2 separate regions of the Homo sapiens genome follow, and region 2 is linked to region 1. Evidence: chromatin contacts called from ENCODE Hi-C or POLR2A ChIA-PET data. All regions are on one chromosome and are shown on one strand. The core of a region is the stretch at or near the end of the contact, and the rest is flanking DNA. Distances in the headings are between cores, read along the strand shown. Region 1 has its middle 370 kb from the start of MIR7852. Region 2 overlaps VAV3 (vav guanine nucleotide exchange factor 3).

What was found. Hi-C counts contacts between places; a loop is a spot of excess contacts on that map. ChIA-PET counts read pairs that join two places held with the same protein, here RNA polymerase II (POLR2A).
Region 2: a loop to region 1 is called in a map of mammary epithelial cell, with 4 times the contacts of the local background. The contact joins two enhancer-like sites. A Hi-C loop is called at or near these places in 2 of 168 maps with a recorded cell type or tissue (PC-3 and mammary epithelial cell). POLR2A ChIA-PET finds 5 or more read pairs at or near these places in 2 of 52 experiments (MCF 10A and PC-3).

The regions. Positions count from the first base shown.
Region 1 is chr1:107,527,729-107,532,872 of GRCh38, forward strand. No RefSeq gene overlaps it. Among named protein-coding and RNA genes, the nearest start is that of MIR7852, 370 kb to the right of the region's middle. Within about 2 kb of position 1,988, at least 2 of the 41 ENCODE cell types and tissues checked have a DNase peak (open chromatin) inside an H3K27ac peak, as active enhancers do.
Region 2 is chr1:107,569,754-107,574,897 of GRCh38, forward strand. VAV3 (vav guanine nucleotide exchange factor 3) reads right to left here. Exons shown (of 27, transcript NM_006113.5): 26 at 4,294-4,445; 27 at 1,408-3,619. The coding sequence ends at 3,578. Among named protein-coding and RNA genes, the nearest start is that of MIR7852, 320 kb to the right of the region's middle. Within about 2 kb of position 3,043, at least 4 of the 41 ENCODE cell types and tissues checked have a DNase peak (open chromatin) inside an H3K27ac peak, as active enhancers do.

The sequences.
Region 1 (5,144 bases), core at 738-3,237:
AGTGTGGTTCATTAACAGTTTTTAATTGAGGTGACCTGTAGAAACTTACCAGCCAGTTTAAGTTCTAGTTCTGGCTTAAATGTCTCTTAAATCTACTTTCCCCATTACCCTTGGCTCTCCTTTCCTGAGAGAAGCCTTCACCTTCTTTCACCTGGACCTAAAACGACAACAGCCTTCAGTCTAATCATTCCAAACGCTTCCTCAACCCTCAGGTGCTAGAGTGACTTACCCTCAAACACAAAGCTCAGCATGCTGGCTTCATTAAAATTTTTTTTAGCAATGTAGCATTCAAACTCCTCCACATCCTGGCCCCACCTTACCAGTCACATGAGCCATGATCCAGCTACACTCCACTGCGTGCAAGTTCCACAACAGACTATTCCCTTCCACGTGCCTCTGCTGTGGCGAGATGCTAGTTGCCCCCGTAACTTGTTTTTCCTGTTTTTTTCATGGGTACAGAACCACCTTATTACAAGCATATTTCCCTGCCCCCCTTGAGGCTAGATGTGGTCATGTCAAAGTCAATGAAATATAAAGAAGTGTGCAATTTCTGCCTTCCTTACTATAATAAAGTAACTTACCCTGGACCACTTCTCCCTATTCTTCACACGGCTGGAAATGGCAAGCCAGCTGATGCTCCAGCAGTGTGAAAAATGCCTAGAGGATGGTGGAGCAACAAGTTGGAAGGACCATGGTCCCTGAATGACCTCATGGAGTAGGGCAGCCCCACCAGACTGCCTACCTTTAGACTATTATATGAGAGGAAAATGGACATCTATCTTTTCAAGTTACTGTACTGCAGATCTCTTTCTCACAGCAGCTTAGCTTTTACTGGAACAGACTTGCCTTCACATATTCTAATTCTTCAGGCTGCCCCATCCCTGTTCACTTGATGAGTTCCAATTTACATTGTTGTGAAGTACCACAATGCCCTCAGGACCAAGCGGAATGAATCCCCCTTTGCCTGTGCGCTCCATAGGACATTTACTTGATTGCATTGCCAGTGCCATACTGCTGTAATACGATTTTTGGCTTGCCGGATCCATGAGCAAGGTAAGCACCATTTTAAAATTTGTCTCTGAATCTCCAGGCCAAAGTCTAGCACATAGTAGGAGATCAGCATGTTTTCAAAGGTAAATAAATAAAAGCTTATCCCCTCACCTAGCTTAGCAGTAAGAAGCATCTGAAGAGTTAAGAAGTAGAACACAGAAAATTAGAAGAAAGAGATAAATGAAAGGGAAGAAACAGTGAGGCATAAGCCATGCCCTCTAGGTCTGCTGCAGCCTCAGCAGCACCCAGCTCTCTGTAGGAACTCAATAACCACAGATCGATTGAGCTCAACCTTTGCTTGTCATTACTGCTTCCTTCTGCCAGACCCCAAGGAAGCTTCTATAGAAAGTCGGTCCAGAGACTAAAAGAATAGTGAGGGGTGGTGTGTCAGATCAGCTGTTAATTAACAAATCATTCAAATCATGGAGTAAACAAATCTACATTAGAAGTATGCACAAGTTTCAGTGTATGGCTTTATTTTATATATTTTGGTTTATAAAATGTCTCATGATTATAGAATAGCTGTTAACTTAAAACCCACTTCTTTATTTCATCAGATTTTCAAACTGAAACTTTTAAAAGTGATTGATTCTCTGACTGATCCCATTTCTTTCCTATAGCCATGTCTATTCATGGTACTTTGGAAACACAGCACATGTTGCTTATGGAAACACACACTAAGATGAGAGCTAGGAAACTCAGTGGCCTTTAATTATTCAGGATTTAATCGTGCAAGCATGTACAATCAATATTTGTTGATCTTAATCTGATTACCTCCTAGTCGTGTTCAGCGTCTCCATCAACAGGATAACAATATGACACATTTCATAGACTTTCCCTAGGTTCTTCCAACAAGCTTATTGGAAGGATTTTAATCAGCTAATGAACTCGTCAATGGTATTTTCAGGAGCCAAGGCACCTTCCTGCACCTATATCCCATGACCATATTTGCCTGACATCTTGTGGCCACAAGGAGCATGACAGTCTATAAACCCAACATCTGTACACAGGGCAAGCAGCGTCTTTGAATGCTAATCCCTGCATCACAGTCAGAGCGAGTATAAAACTGCTTAAGAGATGTGTGACATGTAATTATTTCATCTAATTAAAATGGAAGCTAGGCTTTTCTTTTTATATTTATGAGGCAAGTTGGAACATGTGGGTCAATTCTTCTAAGGAAAGGAATGGGGTCTCTATCTGGGCTGAACATCTGGCTTGTTATCAACTACCTTGGCCACAGAACACTTTTCCTGTGAAAGGCCCACAAAAAACAGAATATGGCTCACTGGACTGAGAGAAGTAAGAGCATCTGTGGTCAGCTCCTCTGAGAGAGAGAGAGAGAGAGGATTTCGAGCTGGGATTGTTGGAACAAAGAACGCAGAATCCTCCGAGTAAAGAGACTGAAAAAAGGTTTCATCTTCAACACCACAATGGTATATTTTGCGTCTCATAAACTTGACTTTTTAGCACTAGAAACATTTTGTTTAAAGCCAAATTTAGGGTGGCATTATATAAATATAGAATAGAACAATAAAGGTGCTTTGATTGAAGCAGGGAGTCTGAGCGCCACTGGTTTAGCTTTTCTCTCCCACCCCCGCCACCACCCCAGACACATCCTCCAAACCCACACCTTTGAGGGCACAGTCTGACAACTGTTGAAAATATGGAAATTGTATTATATGTGAAATCAGAAGTCTTAGCTTTGTATCTCAACTCTACTCTTTAGTACCTGAGCATCATATAACAAGTCATTAACCTTTCTAAACCTCAGGGTTTTCATCTCTAAAGTAGGGAGAATAATATTTACTTCACAGGGTTATTGGGAACATTAAAAGAGGCAGTAAAATGAAGATGCTTTGTAATTGCTAGACAAATGATCACATTGCCATCATCAGACAGTCATAATGGGCAGTCACGCAACCAAGAGGAACGAGCTCCAGACAATGCCCTGCACTGTCTTCCTGCCAGGTTCTCATTCCTCCACGTTCCAGAGGCATTTACTGGAAGTCTTGATTCATGACTATGTCCCTGAGCAGCTTCGGATAGCAAAGACACAATGGAATACTCTGAACACAAGCATATAGGGCCTCTAAACACACATTGGTTCACCATTATTGCCTTGTTGACGAAGCATAGTTTTCCCGTTTCTCTTTTTCCCTGAATCTGTTACCCACCACCCCCCTTCGATTATTACCAAATCAGAAGATCTAGATTCGTGTATCTTTTTTTTATTATTTTTTTACCTGTTCTTTTTATTATTATTATACTTTAAGTTCTAGGGTACATGTGTACAACGTGCAGGTTTGATACATAGGTATACATGTGCCGTGTTGGTTTGCTGCACCCATCAACTCATCATTTACATTAGGTATTTCTCCTAATGCTATCCCTCCCCCAGAGAACATCGTGTACCTTAAAAGGTGTAGCTACTGAAGCCCAGAGAGGTTGTAACTTGTCTCTGAGCCTATAGCGAGTTTGTGACTAAGCTAGACTAGAATCCACTTCTCTTGTCACTCAAATGATCACCCAGCTGCCTGGGCTGCTTGTCTTATAAAGGATGCCAATCTATGTTAATGAAGGGTGGGAGGGGGCTAGTGTTGTACTGAAGAAATCCGATGGAGATAACCAGCAAGACGACTCCAGAATCACTCTTAGAAGCTGGATGACTGCAGGATAAAACAGCAGAGAAATTGAGCATTCACTTCCCTTGGGAATTGAATGAACGGGGAATAGAACATGTTCTGTCCACCAGGAAGAGGATCAGTTTATTTCTAGGTGTTTCTGAGAGATGAGTAATTGTGACTGGGCAGCAGTAGGATACCACCCCTTCAAGCCCATGACTCTGCGCATCCCCAGGCCCATGAGTGTGTGATACCAGATGAGAAGGAGAAGCAGGAGGCCTTGCCACCATGACAGCCAGCTGGGTGTTATCAGTGAGCTAGGACGCAAACTGTCAATCACAGAAGACATGGCTTATCCCACAGCACACCTTTCATACATGAGAATAAATTCTCAAGAAAAAGTGTATCATTTCCGATGGAGAACTTTTACACATAAACTGTCTGATGCGCTCTCCTGACCCAAAAAGAGGAAACGAATAGCACCCAATATCCTACCAAATCCTCCTTCAAGGCTGAAAATTATGTGGTTCTAATGTGCCATTAAAGGTAATTTAAAAGAAAATGGCTGTTTAATTTAGAGATCATTTCTGGCAAGGCTGAGACCTGTCTTCACCAGCATTTGAAGCTATTATATAAACCACCAAAATCAGAACTACAGGCAATCTTGTCTATTCATGGGCCAGGCATGTGTGCCTTTTTCTCTCATGCTCTTTAATATTTGCTATTTCTTTTATTTGAACCCAAAGGAGAAAAATCTCAGTTGCAGAAATAGAACATGAATTCAGTAGAGTGTTTTTTTTTCTTTTCTTTTTCTTTTTTTTTTTTTAAGAGAGAGACTTCAGAGGCAAGATGATAAATGGCTAATAAGAAACAGGGGTGCCTAGGGGCTTGCAAGGAGGGGGCTGACCATGCACGTGAGAATTCAGGATTCAGTGATAGGGAGCTGCTGTTTCAGCCCTCAAAGAAGAAGCTATCGATTCATTTTTAAGGCAAACAAGTTGGATCCTGGGGACTGCTGAAGGTGAAGCAGCAGCTTCTCTGAGCCTGCCACACTGGGTGACCTTTGCATGGGGCCACAGAAAGAACAATGGCAAGGCAACACTCCTAAATTAGTCATCGGTGCTGTTTGATTTGCTCCTGTGCCAGATGTTCCCTCATTGATCACTGCCTGGCCCATATGTCCTCTCTGAACAGGGGAGCGAGTGGAGCCAGCAGCCGCCACTTCAGAAGCAGCCACCAGAGCGGGCTAATGGAGTCCTTGGCAGGAGGTTGCCATCTGATTGGTTTGCCACTGTTTCTCTTAGAGATCAAGGGCATTATACAGGCAGCACACCTGCCCACTCTCAGGGCCAGGCTCCGGGCAGTCAGGCAGCCTCAATTCCTGAAAGGCCCTGGTGAGCTTCCCAGAACCCCTCAGCAGCGTCCCTGGCCCTCTCACTCTTTTCGTCCCTGTCACAAGAAGCCCCTGTGGCA
Region 2 (5,144 bases), core at 1,793-4,292, 43 kb after region 1:
AGCAACATGGACTTCCACTCACCAAGGCTGACCTGGCTACAGCCAGTGTTGAGTGCCCAATTTGCCAGCAGCAGAGACCAACACTGAGCCCTCGATATGGCACCATTCCTTGGGGTGATCAGGCAGCTAGCTACCTGGTGGCAGGTTGATTATATTGGACCTCTTCCATCATGGAAAAGGCAGAAGTTTGTCCTCACTGGAATAGACAATTACTCCAGATATGGGTTTGCCTATTTTGTATGCAATGCTTCTGCCAAGACTACCATCCGTGGACTCACAGAATGCCTTATCCACAATCATGCTATTCCACACAGCATTGCCTCTGTCCAAGGCACTCACTTTATGGCTAAAGAAGTGTAGCAGTGGGCTCATGCTCATGGAATTCACCATCATCCTGAAGCAGCTGAATTGATAGAAAGGTGGAATGGCCTTTTGAAGTCACAATTACAATGCCAACTAGGTGACAATACTTTGCAGGGATGGGACAAAATTCTTTAGAAGGCCGTGTATGCTCTGAATCAGTGTCCAATGTATGGTACTGTTTCTCCCATGGCCAGGATTCAAGGGTCCAGGAATCAGGGGGTGGAAGTGGAAGTGGCACCACTCACCATCACCCTAAGTGATCCACTAGCAAAATTTTTGCTTCCTGTTCCCGCGACATTCTGTTGTGCTGGCCTAGAGGTCTTAGTTCCAGAGGGAGGAATGCTGTGGATATGGGTACAGCCGGGCGCGAGATTTACACCCTCTCCCCCGCACTTTCAAGGGCCCTCCAGAGCTCACCAGATGCCGCTGGAAGCGCGACGCTTTCCAAGGCGCGGACCCCTCTCTCCAGGCGAACCCAATTCCAGGGCGCCCTGCCCTTCACAAGGAGAAAAGAACTCTCCCCGGGGCTTCCATTGGCTTCTCTGGGATCCTTCGCATTACTGTGCTGGACGCTTGGCAGTGTCCATCTCCGCCACTCCGGATTCGGGATCTGAACCGGACTCCCTTTCGATTGGCTGAGGGCAACAGAGGCCATCGCCTGTCCATTCAGAATGGCGCTCACCTATTTCTCAGGACCGAATGACCCATGTCCAACTGCTGTTCACATGGAACCCTTCTCCACTTCGGCCTTTGAAGTTCTCTTTAGAATATGTGCTACTACCACCAACATCTGCACCTGCGGCGGCTCTGCCCGGGCCCAGCCCTGGGCTTCAAGACTCACCGCAGCGGCCCTCCTACTAGACGCATAGCGTCCACGGGGCTGGCGGGCGGGGGGGTGGTGACCTCCACACATACACTGCTTCTGTTCACTCTGGACTGCTGGCGATGGCCTGGTACAGGCCCAACAATCCAGTGCCATCCATTTTCAGGGGAACCCTGACTAATACAGGGATCATTCAATAAAAAGACTCCAACTCTTAGAAATCAATTTAGTCACTATTTATTATATTGACATATTTACAAAATAATACAAAGTGAAATACCACTCTAATTCACCGTATTACACGAGGGCTGCATACAGGCAAGACAAAGTATATGGAAAACATTTACTTCTGTCTTTGGTATTAGAACTCTACACAAATCTGCAGCATTTAAATTTTCCAAAACAAAGTATTAAACGTGGACAAAGATGTAATTGGTAATGTCACAAAAAGGGGCTCCAATATCCTCTGCTAGGAAACCCCCAGGCCCATGAAATGCAACAGGAAGACTAAACACCATTTATAAGGAGAGGGTCTATTGACTAAAATAAACAATACATGCTACAATACCATCCACAGGAGTGTTTCTGCTTGTGTGAGGCTGCTCCCTCCATAACAAAGTTCGGCTGACGGCAACAGACAAAACATTCCCGAGACAGAGTCGCAGATAAGACTTTACAGGAAAGAATCCATTCCAAGAGTACACTTTGAGGTGTAACTTTATTGTACAGAACATTTTATAAAATACATTTTTGTGATCATTTACACATATACAAAGACTTAAATGGTTTTAGCAAATAATAATTTTTCTAAAACACAATCACAGTTTACATAATTCTGAGGTAAAGGTCTTGAATCTATCCTAGATGAAAAGTCCTAGCCCATGAGGGTCTCTAACAGGGGGATGTGTCCACTGAACCTTGAGTTCTGGCACCCAGACGGATTGATGAGAGGGCAGGCTACACCTGCTTCATTTCAGAGATGATTCAAAATTTCAGAACTTAATGCTCCTGGTTCAGTTCTACTAAGTTAATGCTTCTTTTTTTTCCCAACATGTAACTCTCTCAGTCTTGTCAGAACACAACTTCTGCTATGGAGGAAATATTTCCATCAGGAAAGGGCCAAGTTAGTGTCTTAACTTGACTGCCTTGAATGGGGACTCTGGACCCCAGGAAGAATGTATTTAGGCTCCTCACAAAAAAGAGTGATGGCTGGGCAAAACAAATGTACTGCAAGACCCATCTTCCCTCCAGTTAATACACTCCCAGGATGGGCTGCAGAGGGGGAGACTCTGAGAGAAGCTGGAGGCCCACAAAAGTCCACTGACCCTCTTTCTGTCCCAGAAATGAATAAAGGACCCAGTTGTGCTTTCCTTCCAAAATCCTCAACAAAGTTGTTTGTGCTCCAAGAAAATGTGGGAATAAAAAAATCATGTCCCAGGTCATCTTTGTGTGTGTGCGGGGGAGGTGGATGGGAGGAAAAGGCATGTATTAATAGATACTGCTGCTATAAAATGACATAAATTATAGCCCTTGATCTGTTTCTGTAAACAATGCCAGCTTCTTCAGGTTATTGGCAACTACCCTTAATATACCTAGCCCAGATCCTTTCATAAAGTCAAGTGCTATATTTCCAAAATAATCCTATGAAATCATGAAGGTTGTGAAGGTTTAATATGAAGACACCCTCTCTTTTGTGTGCTTTTTTCACCTTTTATAAAGAAGTTTGCAAATATAATCAGGACACCAAATAAGTAATTAAAACCCTTCAGGGATAGCTCACTTATGATGCAAACCTGAGCACTGGCCTCATATTTTATAATATCATGAGTAACATCTGAGGGTAAAAGTGTTTGCCGGGCAATGAGTCACCTTGTTGGACAATTTAAGACAAGTAAGGCTGGATCTTTCCAGTAAGCTGCTCAAATGGCAGAACTCCAATTTTTCGTCATGCTGGGAAAAGGAAAATTACACTTCTGCTTCTTTGTACCATCAAATAATCTGGTGAATGGCATGTGAGAATAAAGCAAAAGTGTATTAAGATTTACTGATGACTGGCATTCATGGTATCTGACCAGAAGAAGTAAAGGGAAGCACGAACCAATGTGTTTGCAGGGCTCTTCTGGGAAGAACAGCTCTTGGTTTTGCCCTGGTCCCTGACAATGACAGACTGGCAGGCTGTTTCTTGCACAGCTCTAGGCAAGCCATTAATCTGTCAGTACCAGCATCTTTAGAAATCTCAGCATTAAGACTTAGGAGGGGCTAAGGAGGGAGGATGTTGAACAGCCAGAAATGCAGCTTTTTAAACACTTCAGTTAATTCACGATGCTGTGCAGGCTTCTATTTATCCCTTCTCTGAAATTTTTGGTGCAGGGTGCAACACGGGATTTGAATTTATTCATCCTCTTCCACATATGTGGATGGAAACCAGCCCACCTAAAAAAGAAAAGCAACCAACACAGCAACATGACTTTGTATCTGACACTTCAAAGGATTCTACAAACAGAGTATTTTGTTTTCATAACACCCCAATTAAACTGGGGTTTTATGTCCATTGTAGGTGAGAAGATTGGTTTAACTGCTCTTAGAAGCCTAATAGAGTAAATGATCGAAATGGAGGAATAAAATAAACAGTGTTCTAATCCACTAGCACACAAATAAATATGTAAATTAAGTATAATACAGGGGGGCTCTGCTGCATAATGATTCCTATTTCTGCTGTAGAACAGGATGAAAAGACAGAGGTACTATGTCCCATTCTTTCCAATTTACATCAGCAGTTCTTATAGATATTTTGCAATACACATAAAGTTTAGCTCTATGGCTCAGGGTCTAAAAAGAACTGAAATGCTCCTCGACTCTTTTCCAAGCAGCAAGCTGTCCCACTTGCCCAGGTGAATTTTATTTATGTCACTATCATATTCATTTCAAATATTTTCAGCGAGTCCCTGGTATCAGCAAAACACAGCACCAGTTTCCAGAGGGCAGAGGCCTGTGGGCTGAAAGCTGTAATACAGTATAGAGGCTTCTCCCTGGTGCCACAATGGGTGCAAACAACTGCTCAGTCCCCTTCTTTCACATGCACCAGCACATCGAGAGGGCCAACTTACCCTGCCATTTACTTCTCCTCTCCACCAGCCATTTGCACTCATCTTTGTGTAAATCTTCACCACATCTCCTTTCAACAAGGACAACTCTCTCATATCTCTTGCACAGAAGTCATACCGAGCGATGGCAATGCCCAGCACTTTTGGACTTAACACTGTCAAGAAATGACAAGCAATGACAGTAGGTTTGCAGTTCGTTAACAACCATAACAACCTAATCAGATGAATGTTATTGATGCTATCAAATGCACAGTCGTGATTTCATTACAGACCAGCGATAATGGCAGAGGAGCTTGAAAGCAGCAGAATTGCTGTTTCAATTCAATCAGGTGCAAGCAAATTCGCTTCATAAGTTTAAAGAACCATTGTCCTGTTTTTCCATTCTTCATAAGAACCTCAATCAAAGTAAGGACTAGTTTTTATAAAAATGAAACAAAACAAAACAAAAAAACAAATTAAAAAAACTCGTTAATATCTAAGTATCTAAGGAGATAGATTCTAAAATAATTTCATCATACACTTCCTATTGATGGCCCAGTAATCTAACCAGCACCTCCAAGGTAAAGCTTTATGTTTTTATCCAGTAACTGCTTTAACTAACACTCAAAACAACGAAATATTTTGCTCTGATGTCAGTCTCTTGTCAAATCTATGTTATCACTTCTGGTTAAGTGGCACTTTCTTCCCTAACAAGGCTTTCTATGTTAAAACTATTTGGGGATAAATTTAGTTATTGTTTTCTATATAATTCACCTAAGTGAAGAGGTGTGAATCAGGTCTCAGAGAAGGAACACACAAATACCATCTATATTTTCTTTCTTTGAAACAAATACTGCCTTACAGAAAAACTTTAC